2 separate regions of the Mus musculus genome follow, and region 2 is linked to region 1. A link is a loop called in an ENCODE intact Hi-C map of the cell type or tissue named here. Cell type or tissue: left cerebral cortex. All regions are shown on one strand. Each heading gives the region's core, and the rest is flanking DNA. Links, peaks and the distances in the headings are about the cores only.

What was found. A loop is a pair of places that touch in the nucleus more often than their neighbours do. Peaks named below come from ENCODE experiments on the same cell type or tissue, not always from the same donor. Only the 100,000 strongest peaks of a DNase experiment are listed, where the experiment ranks them.
Region 2: it touches region 1 in a loop (4-fold over the local background); 4 of 42 quality-filtered maps call a loop at or near these places.

The regions. Positions count from the first base shown.
Region 1 is chr17:70,678,879-70,687,494 of GRCm38, reverse strand. The region is part of intron 5 of Dlgap1 (DLG associated protein 1); the gene reads right to left. Gm36746 (a long non-coding RNA gene) reads left to right here. Exons shown (of 5, transcript XR_003952404.1): 2 at 5,161-5,348. Among named protein-coding and RNA genes, the nearest start is that of Gm36746, 34 kb to the left of the region's middle. In left cerebral cortex, for the core only: a CTCF peak has its summit at 3,481 (motif pointing right); DNase peaks (open chromatin) are centred at 3,488 and 4,710; H3K27ac peaks cover 1,316 bases.
Region 2 is chr17:70,629,842-70,638,457 of GRCm38, reverse strand. All of the region lies in intron 3 of Dlgap1 (DLG associated protein 1), which reads right to left. Among named protein-coding and RNA genes, the nearest start is that of Gm46581, 27 kb to the right of the region's middle. In left cerebral cortex, for the core only: a CTCF peak has its summit at 4,794 (motif pointing right); DNase peaks (open chromatin) are centred at 3,317, 4,779 and 6,268; H3K27ac peaks cover 2,725 bases.

The sequences.
Region 1 (8,616 bases), core at 1,839-5,838:
GCAAGTCATGCCCTTGAGAAACAGAAGAAGAAAGTGCCGAGGTATAAACAAGCAAGCAAACTAATTTTGTAGTTAAAGCAACTTGGAAAATTCTGGAAGGATTAAAAAGACAATTCTTAAGAGCCTTTAGAGAGGTAAGAAAGATATGACCTCCTACCCCCTAAGAGGTTTATAGCATCAGATGAGCGTGAGATTTTTTTCTTTTTCTTTCTTTTTTTTTTTTTTAGTCTGAGTCTAAAACACATCATGACCTCCTGGGACATAGCTTGGGGAATGCTCATGAGCACCCCCATCTACCTCATTTTTTAAGGGGGGACTGTGAAGTTCTAGTTCTTAAATTCTGGGAGGACGAGTGGAAACAAGGTCTGGCCAAGGAGTTAAGTGGAGCAGTAAAAAGCAGGAACCACTTACCTTGGCTTTGGGCAGGACATAAATGCAGAGTTTGTGGTTGTTCTGTTACGGGCACAGAAGGAAGGTTAAGACACCCTCTTAGAGAGAGCGTTTGAAACACATCCAGGGGACCTCTACACTTGATGAGTTAAATATTTTATTATTTGTATGTTATGCCTGTGAATGCCTGCATGTGTGTGTCTGTGTGCCATGTATGTGCCTGATGCCCTTGGAGGCCAGAAGGCGGCATTGGATGCCCTGGGACTGCAGTTACATGTGATTATGAGCTGTCATGTATGTGCTGAGAACAGAACCCAAGTTCTCTGCAAGGGCAGCTGATGGGCCCTTCACCAGTGGGCCATTTCTCTAGCTCCATTTAAAATTAGATTTTCATGTGTGTGTGTGTGTGTGTTTGTGTTACACATATATGTGGAGGTCAGAAGACAACTTGCAGAAGTCACTTCTCTGCTTCCAACATATGGTTTCTAGAAATTGAACTGAGGTCAGCAGGCCTGGCCACCTCCACCTGCTGAGCCACACTGTCTTGTGAGCTTACCATGTGAGAGGTTAATTGGAGAAAACGGGTGAGGTGAGGGCAAGTCACTCAGCTAGGCTGAGTGAACAGGACTCGACTGACTTTTGGCATGCAAGCTTTTGGGTTTAGGAGTTTGCATTTCTGTGAAGTTGAACACTGCCTTTCTGAGAAGAGGCGGCACATTCATAGTATCACTAGGCAACATTTTAAAGAGGCTCGGAAGAATTAGTTGTCGTCATGTTTCCTGAAAACTGAAACCAAACTAATGGTTTGTCTTTTCTACTGTCTTTGCCAAAGTTAGTCCTTACCCCCCCATTTCATCTATATCTGAAAGAAGCTATCCTTAGAAGAACTTTGAAAAACTTAGTAATTATTTTACCATATTAACAAAACAATACCCAAAGAACCAAGTTCCTGGCTGCGTGCATGCTGCCCCTCCGGGTAGTGTAATTTAGCTGGAGATCAAAGGTTAAGTGCCTCTTAGCCAAGGCTAGGTGATCATCACCATTATGTGTGTTTTTGGAAGTGTTTTTATTGTTAATACAAAGTGAAATTGGACATTCTCCCTCCTACGAACCACTGGTAGTCGTGAGTCTGCATTTTGGAGCACATTACAAGAAGCAATTTGAAGGTTCTTATGGCCTCCAGAGTTCAAACACAATTTTTGTCATTTTAATTAGAAGTTTATTCTTTTACCAGGCATCAGAGCATCTGGTGTCGAGGCACAGTGAGATCAAGAACCACTGCTTTTCAAGGTTGCTCAGGACCTTTCCCCGTCTATTTACCCTGGCGGAGGCTTAGCCTGGGAAGCCGACGCTTCTGCAGTGGAGGGTTTCCGTGTTAGACCCGGATGCTCACATGCGGAGCTGCTCGCTAGCCCCTCAGCAACCAGTCTCCAATTACTGTCCTGTTGCAGAGTTCTGTGCTCAACTCCTGTCTCTAACCAACTTCGTCAACTTTCCCCTTCTCCTGTAGGAAATGAAGATGTATCCCCTCCCCCAACCCCGACATTCTGATTTGTCTAGTGTTCCAGAGCTAGTGATGAAGTGGGGCTGGGAGACGGGCAGGACCATGGTCTAGTTCCATAGTTCTGCATGCGGAATCTCAAGACTCTGGTCATGGTAATGAAAGCCATCAGTCTGGCTGCAACAGAGCCAGCATCTGGGATGGCCACTAAAGCTCTTCAGCTCTTCACTTGAGGGATTTCTGGTTCCTCAGAGTAGAAGCCACTGCTAAGGTCAAGGGAGAAACATGAGGCGAAACGTAGTTTCTCATACTTGCTTTTCTTCTTTCCCACATATATAAATCTGCGTGGTGGAAAATGTACAACCTTTAATTACGTTGCACAGAACAGAAACTAGTTCAGAAATGGATCTTAATGTGGAAGCAATCACGGCTTAGATGTCAGCGGGTCAGAGTAGTGGGGATGAGATGGTTATCTCACAAGAAAAGGGAAACCCAGCTCAGCATAAGCGACTCATGGCAACTTGGAATATGATTATGCACAGGGTCATGATTCCTCCATTGTTCAACAGCTCAAGTTGTGGTGCCCCACTGCATTTAAAGTTCCAGGAAAGAGTTCAAGGTGGGAGTTGTGCCTTTAGAGTGATCAGGCCGCTTGCCAGGACAAGCAGAAGCAAAGGCTATGGGGTGGGTACTTTTGGGTTTGTGGTAGCAGACCACCACAGGACTTTAGAAGGTGAAAGCTGGATGATTCTGGTTGCTTGCAACCATTTAAGAAAAGGATTAGGAGAGAGGACACGGACCCTGGGACCAGATGGTGGATCGAGGCATCCCCAGCACTAAAAGGTCTTAGGCTCCAAACTGCAGAATCTTTTTTTTTTTTAATCAGATATTTTCTTTATTTCCATTTCAAATTTTATCCCCTTTCCTCATTTCCCCTCCAAGCCCCCATCCCATCCCCCACCTCCCCTTGCTCCCTAACCCACCCACTCCTGCTTCCCTGTCCTGGCATTCCCCTACACTGGGGCATCGAGCCTTCACAAGACCCAGGGCTTCTCCTCTCATTGATGTCCCACAAGGCCATCCTCTGCTACATATGCTGCTGGAGCCTTAAGTCCCTCCATGTGCAGAATCTTTAAGGTGCTGGGAAGGCTGTGGTTTGGGAACACGGGGATGGGGGGGGAGGTGTTTGGAGTGATCCCAACCAAGGGTTAAACTCCCCGAGAGCTGGCAGGCTTTCATCCTTGAGTTTTGAATATTACTGTATTGATTTCAAACGCTGTTGGGCAGTATAAGGGAAAAGGTCAGAGAACATGATCATAATGGCGAGAGAACCACAAGAACTACAGGTAAACGTGGCGAGGCGGAGTGACCGGGGTGACAGCAAAGACAGAAATCGCCGGAGACGCTCCGAGAGGGAAGACTGTCTGCATGTCTGAACGCGTGTGGAGAGTGTCAGGAGTGTTCAGAGTGAGGAACTGCTTTTTCTTGTTCTCCTTTAGCAGAGATAGCTGTTTGGAAGTTCACCAGCTATGGATGGACACATTCCACGGCTGGTGTTCACGCTTTTCCCATGCACATAAACATAGCGGCCACCAGAGGGCGACGTTGCGCGCGACCAAGCAGCGATTACAGCTGGGATTACTTCTGCCTACATTGCCCAAATTCCTCTCACAAAGTCCCCTTCAGGCTTCTGATCTGACAGTTTCCCCTAGCACCAGGCATGGGTCTCTTTGGGCAGTGACACCAGCAGGAACATTCTGGCTGCTTTGTAAATGTAAAAGCAAAATGCCGAGCTCACAGAGAGGATGGTGGCCTGCAGACTCACCCTATGGTGTTTCCCAGGAGCAACAGGCAGAGCTCCCTGGAGGCCTCCCCCCCCCCCCCAAGTTGGGGGTTGTCTGGACTCGATTCCTCATGGAGTGTGTGCTCTCTTTCTCTCATTAAAGAGAATTTTAGTTCCATGATTCAGAGGGAAACGGTCAGTTTGGGAACCCATCACTAGATTTTCTTTTAAATTCCCTCTAAATAACTGAATTAAGACGTCAGAGTGTGTGCTCGGGTTTATGATCCCAGCTGAGCAGCATGGGGGTCGCAGGGCCTTTGCTTTGGGAGGAATCTCCACTTGGGGTTAACCTTCACCCTGTTAGATCTTTACTTGGGTGTTTCTGAGTTGCTGTCAGGAGACCTGGAGGAATGCCTGCAATTAGGACAAACCTTTCCAGGACTTACTAATGTTGGTCTTTGAAGTCTTTTGGATATTTTGGGCAGCTAACATGGAAACAGGAATAATCAACCTTTAGAGTTCTCTAGTTGAGGATTCTAGAACAAAGTAAGAGAAGACAGAGGTGTGACTCTAAAGAACTGTTTCTGTAATTTAGTTCACAAAATTCAAGGGAGAATGTGATCAACAAATAGGAAAAGGGAATTCAGATAAAAAATTTCATTCATTCATTCATTCATTCATTCATTCATTCATTCATTCATTTTGCATCTGTGCAAACAGGCACCATGGTGCATTTGTAGAAGCCAAGGAACAATTTGTGGGAGTCAGTTTCTCTCTTTTTACCATGTGGGTCCTAGGGAATGAAATGCAGGTCACTAGGCTTGGCTTTAAGTCACCTCCTGAGCCATCTCATAAGCCCCTATATTTTTTAAGATGGTGAACGTGGTCCCCATGTTGGCCAGGCTGGCCTTAAAGGATCTTACCACTCAGGTGCTGGGTCTACAGTCATGCCCCACTCCTTCCAACTAAGAAATGCAGATATTCATTAGAAGACAAAGGCACACAGTATGGTAGGGTTTAATTTTTTTGGGCCAGACAGACTTGTTGGCATAGCGATTTTCGCAAACCATCTGCGAGGCTATCTGAAGAGAATCTAAAATAAATGAACGAATTAATCTGATTTATTTTGAGGAAGGAACCATCTTCAGTGTTTCAGACTGCTTGTTGATGTAAGTGGAGTCTGGCCTATTTACTTTGGCCACAGTTTAACTCGCGTTATCTGCTGGAAGGAGTTTGCCTTGACAGTTGGCTAAAAACACAGTGCTCAAAGAGATGATTGCTCTGAACCATCAGCAAATGGGGGTGGGGTGGGGGTGGGGTGAGGGTGGGGGTAGGGCAGAGCATGGTTTCATGGAGTGCCTTCAGCAAAGGAGGGCTAGGACCTGCTTTTATGATGCACCCTCCAACGTTAATACAACTCTAGACTTAAAGTGACAGTTACTCTAGTACAGTTATTAAGGACTCCTTTTTTTTTTTTCCACTTTAGGAAATGTTCTGGTTTGGATGGCAAGCAAAGTGGCCATTGGACTTGTCTCCATAGTCCCTGAATCTGCTGACAGATGAACACAGATGGGGCCTTCTGTGACCAAGCTCAGGACTTTCCTGTTGGCCTCCCTGGAGGGTTCACACACCCACAGCTCCAGAGCAAAGGCAAATGGGGAGGGCAGAAGACAGGTAGGTCTCTTACCCAAATTGCTTCTAGATACATACCACATTGGACCTCTGGGATGTTCACAGAGCTTCCCCTCCCCTATGCTAATGATTGCTCCCTAGTCTATGGCACTACTGATGACAGCAAAACCTTCAGGGGGTGTGATCTAACGGAAGGAAGTTAGGTCATTGGAGGTAGGTCTCTGGAAGATATATTGGGATGCCAGCTCCTTGGTTTCCCAGGCTGCCTTGGCTCGTCATGTGGGATCATAAGTGCCTCACCAACACACGCTCCAAAAACATGAGCTAACTGATAAAATCAACCATTATCTCTGAAACATGGACCAAACTAAGCCTTTCCCACTTTAAGTTGATAACTTCAAGTGTTTTATGAATGGGAATCTAACACAGTATGAGAAATTCTTTTAGAGATTTATTTGTTTTATGGATAGGTGAGTACACTGTAGCTGTCTTCAGACACACCAGAAGAATGCATTGGATCCCATGACAGATGGTTGTGAGCCACCATGTGGTTGCTGGGAATTGAACTCAGGACCTCTGGAAGAGCAGTCAGTGCTCTTAACTGCTGAGCCATCATCTCTCCAGCCCCAAAGTATGAGAACTTAACAGAAATCCTGGTTCTGAGTTAGGAAGTATGGTCATAAGCCCAAGAAAGCCTGTACAGTGGAGATGCGGGAATAATGCTGATTAATGGCCCGCTGAGTGACATTTGATATGGGTGCATAGAGAAATTTAGCAGACTCAGATAATGGCTCTGGGACTCCAAGGCCAAGGCTACAGAAGCAAGAAGGACAGGAAAGGAGGCCCTCACTGAACCCCAGTCTCACCTCAGTTCTGTGGTGTTGGTTACCTATACTCAACAGGATGTTAACTGTAAAGTCCCAGAAATTCACAACTTATAAGTGCATTTATTTTTATGTTTTTTTTAATTTATTATAAGCAAGTACACTGTAGCTGTCCTCAGATACTCCAGAAGAGGGCATCAGATTTCGTTACGGATGGTTGTGAGCCACCATGTGGTTGCCGGGATTTGAACTCAGGACCTTTGGAAGAGCCATCTCGCCAGCCCCTATTTTTATGTTTTTATAATGTGTGTTTTAGTACTAGGAATCCAATCAGGTCCTTGTGCATAGCAGGAAGAATCTTACCAGTCAGCTATATCCCTAGTCCTTGGCTTTTTAAAATTTTTTTAGAGAGGGCTTTTCTCAGTCTGGCCTTGAACTTGCAATTCTCCTGCTTGTGCCTCCTAAATCCTGAGATTGCTGGCAAGAGCCACCAGGCCTGGCTCATAATTTAATGCTATCATTAATCTCTTATCGTGCCTCACTGTGACAAAATAGTTGAGAGAAACCACTTGAGAGAGGAAGCATTTATTTTATCTCACAGGTGCAAAGGACATGGTCCAGGATGATGGCGGGTGGGATGGGGATGTTGACTGGAGTGGTGTTTTAGTCCATGGTGGGAACTTGCAACAGTGGCCTCACATGGTGCCAATATGGTAGAGACAGGACAGAAGCAAGGCTGTGAAATAACACCCAAGGCTACCCAAGAGGCCTAGTTCTTGGAGTGAGGCCTTACCTCTTAACAGCCTCCAAAAATAGTATCTGGAAACTCAATGGTCAAAACTCAAGCTCACTGGGACAGTCTAGATTCAACCCTGACCCCCATGCACGCACGCACGCGCGCGCGCACACACACACACACACACACACACACACACACACACACACACACACAAATGTGTGGGTTCTGTCATGTGTGTAGATTCAGGCATCTATCATAGGTCTCATCCCATGTAGAAAAAGATGGGGAAAGACTGACATACATCATGGTTAGGAAAAAAAGAGGTTTCTAAATGAGTTGATAGAGATTTCTATTAAGAAGAATGCCAACATTGTTGGTCCCAATGAATCTGGGAATGTGGGCCAAAAGGAATCTGCTATGAAATTCAAGAGGAGAATTGGGTTCAACCGGGGAGAACTGAAAGCTAACCAGGGAATTACAGAGGAAGTTGGATGTTATGTGGAAATAAAGCTACGAAGGGCATAGTGTTTGTTTGCGGTTTCCTTTTAAAAGTTTATTAGTGTGTGTGTTTGTGTGTGTGTGTGTGTGTGTGTGTGTGTGCCACACAGAGTTCCAGGCAGTTGTGAGTTGACTACTGTGGTTTCTGGGAACCAAACTCAGACGCTCTGACGGAGCAGGGCGTATTCTTAACTGTGGAGTCTCTCCAGTCCCTGTGGCTCCCTCATTTACTCAGCTCCACCTGTCCATGTGAATATGCCTCATAGCTGAATATTCCACGCCATGCAAGTTCCCTGACTACCCTGACTGTGTGTCAGTCTGAGAAAAGAGAAGGGGAAAGACGGGTATGAACGCCTCTACCTTTGAGAGACACTTCTTTATTTTAACTGCAACTCAGGCTGACCTTGAACACGATGCAGATCTCTCTCTTTAGCCTCCCAAGTTCTGGAATTAAAGATGAACTACCATGCCTGGATTCACATGAGTGTATGTATTTCTTTTCCTTTTTCTCTTTCCTTCCCTATCCTTTTGCCCTTCCTCCTTTCCCTCCCTTCTTCTCTCCTTCCTTCCCTTCCCTCCCTCCCTCCCTCCCTCCCTTCCTTCCTTCCCTCCTTCCTTTCCTCCCTCCCTCCCTCCTTTCCTCTCTCCTTCTTTCTATCTTTCTCTCTCCCTCCCTCTCCCCCTCCCTCCCTCTCCCCCTCCCTCCCTCTCCCCCTCCCTCCCTCCCTCCCTCCCTCTCCCTCTCCCTTTCTCCTTTCTTCTTTTTGAGTCAGGGTCTGTCTATGTAGCTTAGGCTGACCTGGAATTCACTGTGTAGCATATGCTGGGTGTCTAACTTGTGGTGATCGTTCTGCTTCGGCTTCTTTAATCACAATTACAGGTGTGAGCTAACGAGCCCACCCTCTCATGTAGATGTGATGGAAGTGGATTCCTCTGTGCATTCTCTGATGGTTACACCCATAGTGGTGCCCTGTGGTTCCTGATAACTGTGTTGCTTCACTTCTGCAGGGCGAGAATCATATTTTCAATGAAATCAAGGAAAATCTTTGGCTGGTGGACAGGGGCTCCTTGGAGTTGGTTAGGAGGGTGAGGGCTGCTGCTGTGATGAGTGTTGGGACCTAAGTGGCTTTTTTCTTCCTGCTTCTCAAAGAAGGAGCAAATCGGAAGGAGATGCAGCCATGGATGAGGATAAGGCTCACCAATGGCAGTGGAGCCAAAGGTGCAGCTGACAGTACCTGGGAAGAGGACT
Region 2 (8,616 bases), core at 2,380-6,379, 50 kb after region 1:
GAATATCACCGCTCACCCTCAGTTTGATACAGAGCATCAAATAAATACTGTTGGCAGCTAGCAATGTAGCTGATGGAGAAAGATTTGTCTCGCTCCCGGTGCAATCATGAAGAAGGGGTGAGAACGCTGAACCAGTTCTTGTTAATTCAGTGGTGGGTTTTCTAGACAATATGATAGGAGAATAAAAGTCTCAGGGGTCGAACGGAGGAAATAAAACTGTCCCGCAGATGACACTATAGCCTATATAGAAAAGCCTGAAGACTCTACCCAAAACCTTGTTAGTGAATTTGGCAAAGTTGCAGGATATAATACCCACATAAAAATGAAGTGGATTGACCTAGTTATGAACACAGAAATTAAAAACACATTATCACTTACAGTAGCTCAAAAAATGAAACCCTTATGTCCAAATCTAAACAAGTGCAGAGCCATGGGTTAAACTGTTCAATACTGATAAAGAAATGAAAGAGCTAAATAGATGTAAATGCCTGCTATGCTTATGAGCAAGGATACTTAAAAAACCAGAAATGCCCATTTTCTCATATTAATGTACAGGTTCAATGAGATCCCTGTCAAATTTCATAAAGACCTTCCTCCCTCCTTTCTCTTTCTTTGTTTCTTCCTTCCTTCCTTCCTTCCTTCCTTCCTTCCTTCCTTCCTTCCTTCCTTCCTTCCTTCCTTCCTTCCTTCCTTTCTCTCTCTCCTTCCTCCCTTTCCTCTCCTCTCCTCTCCTCTCCTCTCCTCTCCTCTCCTCTCCTCTCCTCTCCTCTCCTCTCCTCTCCTCTCCTCTCCTCTCCTCCCCTCCCTTCCCTCTTCTTTCTCCCCTTCCTTCCTTCCTTCCTTCCTTCCTTCCTTCCTTCCTTCCTTCCTTCCTTCCTTCCTTCCTCTCTCTTTCTCTCTCTTTCTTTCTTTCTTTCTTTCTTTCTTTCTTTCTTTCTTTCTTTCTTTCTTTCTTTCTTTCTTTCTCTCTTTCTTCTGACAATATGTCTCTATTATGAAGCTCTGGGTGTCCTGGAAATCCCTATATAGCCTAGACTGGCCTTGAACTCACAGAGATCCACCTGCCTCTGCCTCCCAAGAGCTAGGATTAGAGGTACATGCCACCATGTCTGGCTGACTATAAAGACTTTTATAAGTGTAAATAAAACTATTTCTACATTTCTATGGCAGATACAGGAGCAAGAACATCTAAAATGATTTTTTGAAAAGAATAGTGTTTTAGTCTTCTCAAAGACTCATACAGGTACAGCCAGCAAGACACATTCTGTCAGGCTAACAATCAAGAGGTAGGGATGAGTAAAACGGAATGAGGAGCCCCAGGAGATGCCTACTCTAGCTGCAAGAGCAGTATGACAGAGGAGGGGCCATCTTTTGGACAATAATCTGGGTATGTTCACAAACACTGACAGGGTGAATTTTGACCCAAGTTTAACTATTTATATAAAAACAGATCCTGGGCTTAAATGTAAACCAGTGGGAAATAGTGAAGAAAAATATTTACAAGGAAGAACTCTGAAGAAGGTATCTGGGATTATACATGAGGCGAGGGGTGGCTCTGAAGACCGGTGGAAGTAGAATAATAAGTCAAACTCAATAAAACTGCATTCCTGTGTACCACCTGATTGGAGTGGACCTGCATACTATGCACAAGCCATCCAGTGGTGGAAAATTCTTTTAAAAGTTGTAATCATGAACACTTTTGAGTTGGATAGATTTATGGGTCTGGCTGTAATGTTTGTTTTCCACGCACAAACACATCATACTTTGATCATGTGACTCTTTCCACTGTCCTCCCATTTCTCTCCTGGCTCCTTCTCTGCTTCTCTAGTGGTCCTTTAGGAGAAGTTATTGAAAGCCATCCATCTCATAAGGGACAATGCTCTCCAAACCCAAAGCTTAAAAAACACAAATCAATTAAAACTTGGGCAAAGTCACAAAGAGACACACAGGAGATGGGGTTCAGTGTCATTACTCACCCCTAAAATGAAAATGAGATCCACGTGACACAGCACTGCATCCTTACCAAAACTGGATCAAATATACAGCAGTGGCAACAACAGATGTGGGTCACTCATGAAGCCATATAATGTTAACTGGCTTATTAAAAACGCTAAGTGTCCAACCATCATGCAACCTTGTCCTTGACCTCCTGGAATTTAGTTTAGACGAAGAACTCAAAACTCTTTACAGGAATGTTTATATGAGTTTGGTTTATTAAAGCCCCCAGATTGGAATCAATCTAGTGATCCATCCATGACTGATGTCTGAACGAACTATGGGATCCATAGCATGGAACAGAGGAAAAAGAAGTCAACTCAAGAAAGGGCCATACAGTATGAGTCTCCTTACGGGAGATGAAACCTTCAGAGGAACCAAGAGGAGACTAGTGGCTGCCAGAGGGAGAGAGGGGACAGGTTGAGAGGTGTTTGGACATCCAGGGCAACCTGGATGATACTAGTGGTGAGGGAAGATGTTTGCATGTTTCCTATGATGTCAACCCTGCTTATGGAATTCTAGTAAGGTTTTCCAAGATGGAACTGTGGGAGGCAGGAAGGGAAACCAGAGAACTGGAGAAAGGATATATTTTCGTGTTGACACATGCTACGTTTGTAGCTCCATGTGCTTTACAGAATCTTAAGATGGAAGTTTGGTTCAGAACCATTGCACTTGCAGACAATCTAGGCATGTCTGGTCTACAGCTGCATGCGTCTGAAGGGAGGGATGAATAGTGCAAAACACGGAAAATCATAAACTCACTCGAAACACTACACACCACGCATACACGCACACACATGCACACACGCACACACGAGTTGTACAGGTCCATGCACATAAAGTTGATCATAGGTCTTGCATGTAAATTTTGTACATGCATGTAAACACATGGTGTTGCTATGTGGTTGGACACGTCCAACAGAGATAGTACAAGCTACCAAAAAACATCTGACATTGATAATTTTGTGCCGGAGTAAGTAGACTCATGTTACTTTCCAATATTTCAAACTTTGGTCCTAGTGAATTGGGGTCTCTGTGTATAGCAGGGGTGATGTTAAGGATCTGCTGTCAGGAGTGGATTCGCGGACCTGGTTAGCACATTGTGCTGACCCTGAATCAGTTTCCTCTTCAGAGTTGGTCAATGCTGCAGTAGATAGAAGTCAAGGAAGGCAGGAGGAGAGAGGACAGGGCTGGCATTCCCTGATTATTCTTCTCCATGTCTTTGGTAAGGCAAGTGACTCTTAATGACCAGACTGGTTCCCTGAACACTGTCCCTTTCTTGCCTACATGGCACTGGCTGTTAAGACACAAGAAAACCAGAGGTAGCCACAGGAAAAGGCATTTGAAAGGCAACACTGAATGTAGGTGAAGGCACACACACCCACTGTATTTTCCCTCAGCTTTAGCTGTACAGACTTGGTGGTTTTGAAACTCAGAGGAGTAAGCTCTCATTCATCCCAGCAACAACAAAACAGTTTCTAGGAAATGCAGAGTTGTCTACTTCACAGATTTTGAACACGAGCTGTAACTGCCCATAGTACAAGGCAGGGACACACTTTCAAAGCTTTGTGAGCAAAACAGAAATGTGATCTGTGAATACACTATCACTTGAATAGAAACAGTATTTAAATGTCCACATGCATTCCGACTCAATCAATTAAGTACAAAGAGAATAATAACTAGTCTTGCTGGCTTTCCCAGTTATGCCCTTTGGGGTTGAAAAGATGAGTTCTATTCACCTGTATTAATTTCATGTTGAGGTAAATTATACTAATTTCTTGTGCTTTGGGCCATAGAGAATGAAAAAGAGAATTGTCTTAGGGTTTTTATTGCTGTGACAAAACACCATGACCAAGAGCAGGCTGGGAAGGAAAGGGTTGATTTTGCTCCCACCTTCACATCATAGTTCATCATTGAAGGAAGTCAAGACAGGAAGTCAAACAGGATGGAAACCTGGGGTAGGAGCTGATGCAGAGGCCATGGATGGGTGCTGCTTACTGCCTTGCTCACTATGGCTTACACAGTCCTCCTCCTCCTCCTCCTCCTCCTCCTCCTCCTCCTCCTCCTCCTCCTCCTCCTCCTCCTTCTTCTTCTTCTTCTTCTTCTTTTTTATAGCAATCAGGACCACCAGCCCATGGGTAGCATCATCCACCAATGAGGTGGACCATCCTACATCAATAATTAATTAAGAAAATGGTTGCCTGAAGCCCAGTCTTCCAGAGGCATTTTCCCAGTTGAGAGTCCCTCTTGCCAAAATGACTCTAGCTTGTGTCAAGCTGACCTAAAACTAGCCAGGACAATAACATTCACCTGTTGAATATGGATTAACCTCTCCGCAAGGCATCACTGAAGAGCCTTTTACTAACACATGAAAAGGGACAAAGCTTTCTGGTTAAAATGTTCTTTGCTGTGGTAGCAGCAGAATTAAAGACTGTACACTACTGAAGCAGAAAATTCCAAGATCACAATGAGTAAAGCCCACGAAACGCAAGTGCTGTGGAGCCCCGAGGGGAGAGAATTAATGCACAAAGCTCCTCTTTCAGGGGGCCAGGCTAGACTATTAAGACTCACTCTGTCCTTCCCTCTTCTGACCCCGGGAGCCCTCCTCTTCTGCTGTCTTCATGAACCGGCCTTTGTCTCCCCTCTAATGAAAGAGGCGCTTATGTTCTGTCCTGCTCTCTCTGGTGCCCAATAGAAGCCCAGTGGTGGGAAAAAATAACTGTAGGTCTAGAGGAAGACTGGAGTGTTTCCAAGGTGACGCACTCTGGTTTCCAGGACATCGCTGGAGTGTCAGTTCCAGAAAGCGCCTGAAGGGGGTGGTGCATACTGAAGAATTAGCAGTGGTTGGTGCAGCCACAGAGGAACCTTCAGGGAAAAATGCAGGGTAATTTTCTCACTCAGTTTAAAAAAAAATGTTTGTTTCATGGGTGATTTCATGAAAGAGTCAGAGGACATTAGGAACTTGAGTTTCTGTGATTATCTTTTCTAAGGCTTCCATTCGTCACATGAGGATTAAGCCTTACAGATAAGGAGTTAAACCACAAAGCTTTGGGTTTAAGTAGCTCCTGAGCAGAGTTGATGCCCAGGCTGAGATAGGGTGACCACCTGCTGTGCCGCAGAAGACTTCTAACTAGCAATGGCCAGCTTTGCTGAAAAGATAAGCATCCAATGGTAAAACAGCCCCAGACTCTCTCCCACTCCCGAAATAACATTTCTATGGTTCAGGACAAAAAATGGCCAACAGCCTTCAGAGGAAGACACAAAATTGAAAGTAGATAGAAGTATGAACGCAGTGCTGTGTTTTATTGTTTTACCATGGGGTCTGATGTAAAAGCAGCAAAGGTTTTCTTATTGCTCTCTGTCTCTGTCTCTGTCTCTGTCTCTGTCTCTGTCTCTCTCTGTGTGTCTCTGACTCCCTTCTTCCTCCCTCTCCTCCTCCTCCTCTTCCTTCTCCTCCTCCCCCTTCTCCCCCCCCCCAACCATCTCTATGTTAGGAATTCTGGCTATGTAGTCATGGTTGGCCTGGCAGTCACCCTCCCTTGTTCTCTCTCAGAATCATGTCCTATTCTTCAGTTGCTATCGTTATTCTCTCTCTCTTCTCTCTCTTACTTTCTCTCTCTCTTTTTCTCTCTCTACACACAAACACAATTTATATATTTATTTCCCTGGCATCTCTTCATTGGCCTATGTACAATTCATTTTTATAGTTTCTAAATATTTGTGGACTTTCCTATTTCTATTATTTAATTAAAGGGCAATTCTGTTGATCAGGACATATATACTGTATGTCTTAAATTATATATATTTATCATATATACATATAGTTATATGTACACACAAAGAGTGTTTAAATATATAAATATGTCCTGCTCAGTCTGTATACTGCTATTTGTGTATACGTGGTTTCAGGGCTGGTCACTAGTATTGATCACTTATTGGGGGTTCATCCCTGAAGAAGACATCTTCCTGGTCTCAGTATTTCTTAGGTTCCCCATGACATCCAGCATTTCAGTTGGTGCTGTACTTTTTCAGGTCTGGTTTAGGCCACCATGTTGTTTGGGTTCCATGAATGTAGCTTCCCTGTGGTTCCTTGGAGACACAATGTCACTGCAGTTTTCCTGATCCTTTGGCTCTTGCAATCTTCCAATCCCTTCTCCCACAGTGTTCCCTGAGTCTTAGGTGCAGGCACTGTGTTGTGGGCATCTGTCCTCATGCCCACAGATGAGTGTAGCTCCCAACCCTCATAGAAGTAACTTCTCTTTACCTCAGAAGGAAACCCTTAAGGGAACCACCAGCAGTCAACCGCAAGAGCAAGTGTAGATACCCAGCCCTTGCTGCCAAATCTCCTCAGTGGGCGCACTGACATGCAGCCCGAACTCTCCTCTTAGAACGGCCTATCTGTATTCAGAAAGTTCTGGCAAGTCTGGCTTTCATTTAATTCTAGCAGTTATAACATTTCCTTCCCGACTTCTTCAAATCTACGTTTGTCATTCAACAGAGATTGCCCCGTCTCCAAGAATTTGTGGAGTGTCTGCTATTTTCCTTGCTATTGACCTCTGGTTTTGTTCCTTTGTCTTTGTTTTAAATTATCTTTTCTTTCACTGTCGACTTTAGATGTTAGCTTTGTTGGATGTAGCAGTCTTGGCAATTATTTGCTTTGAGGGCTTGAAATACATTGTTCCATGCTCTCCTGCTTTTAGGGTTGCTGGTGAGAGACCCCATTATTCCAACATGAGTTGGTATTTTTATTTTCCTCATAGTGTTTTTTTTTTAAGTTTTTTGTTTTATTTATGTGTGTGCTTATGTGGTGTGTCTCTCTGTGTGTACGGACACGTGTATGTGGGACCACCAAAGACCAGCAGAGGTTTCTGTACAGCTATAGTTACAGACATTGAAAGGTCATGGAAGGACTTTTCATGCCTGCCACTAAGTAAAGAGAGTGGAGAAGGTTAAATAGCAAATAAGATATTCGACTATTTTATTCTAGAGGGAGAAAGACTAGGCAGGGAGTCTGGGTAAATGATCGTGAAGGACTTGGGGAAGAGACACCCAAGAAGGGAGAAAACAGATTTCCAGGGCAGCGAAACTACTTTTTTTTTAATGACTTGACAATTGTTGGATATGACATTATTTGTTTGCAAAGCCTTTTGAATGCACAAGATGGAGTGTGAGCTGAAAGATGAGCCGTATCAATGAGGTCTGTGAGCAGGCCACGGATTCTAACAGTACGCCGTGCCTCTGGGAGGGGGTGGGGTGGAGAGGACAGCTGTGGGTGGGGACAAGAGAGATATGGGAATCTTTTGTATTTTTTCTTCAACTTTGTCCTGAACCCATAGGTACATTAAGTCTACTTTTAAAAGCTGAAAAATTAAGTCTACTTTTAAAAGCTAGAGAGAGTCTGTAAATTGGGTCCATTGTGCTGTGAACCTGGATAGAGGCAGTGACGGTCATCCTCACTGTGAGAGAATCGCCATCAGAGGTTGTACTGGATGTGTGAGTATGTGAGTCTTTGTCCATTATAGCAACCAGGCAAACCTCTCTGTTCACTCAACAAAACACACTGTGTACCAGCTATGTTCCTGGAGCCTGGGACAGTCTCATATGCATATCAGAGAGGACACACATGAGAGGGCAGTTAAAATCCTGGGGACAGCTGGTCAGTGGTGGCGCACGCCTTTAGTCTCAGCACTTGGGAGGCAGAGGCAGGTGGATTTCTGAGTTTGAGGCCAGCCTAGTCTACAGAGTGTCTCAGGACAGTCGGGACTATACAGAGAAACCTTGTCTCCCCAAAACAAACAAACAAACAAACAAACAAACATCCTGGGGACAAATATTAGGCTAGTTGTTTAACAGGGTTCCTAGAGCAACTCTGTACTGACAATTTGGATAGATGAGCTCACTCTTCAGTTTGCTTTTGGGGAAGGTGACAACTAATTAGCTGCCAGAACCCTTCTGCTACACTCACCGCAGTTTTCTTAAATAACTTCTTGCCCCACTGATAAAAGTTTTGCCAAATTCAGCTTGAACAGATTGGTAAGTGTTATTTATTTTTAAAGGGTTTTCTTCTGTTCTAGGAGCAGCAAAGGCAAGAGATACATTAGCACATGCAGAATACGAAGGGAGGCAGAGGAAGAGGCTCTGCTAATGTTTCCCTGTAGCCCCGACAGTCAGATGTTGCAAGTTATAAATTGCCAAGTTTAAAAGTCACAGAGAGAACCAAAATACACTTTTTTCTGTGATTGGGACTCTAAGCCAAGAAACTCCAGTGCTTAGTCTTTCTCCCCAAATTAGGCAGCTTTCTTTCCCTGCAATCTCCCAGCAGCTGCCACCCCACCTCCTCCCTCCCACTTATTAGACATGGTCTCAGCAGCTGTTTGAGGCATTGCTGCAGCAACTGCCAGCGTTAGAGTTTTAGTGTATCTGTAAGCTGTTCAAAGAACTCTGTGCCAGAATGTTTCTCTTGGTGAGTGCTAGGATACAAAAATCCAGACTTTTCCGTTTAAGTCATAAGAAGTTCCTGGCCAATAGCTTGAGATTTCTGGCGCTCAAAGTATTTTCTTCTCCTCCTTTCCATCCCCCCTTTTAAAAGACAGGCTCTCATACAGCTCAAGACCAACACAC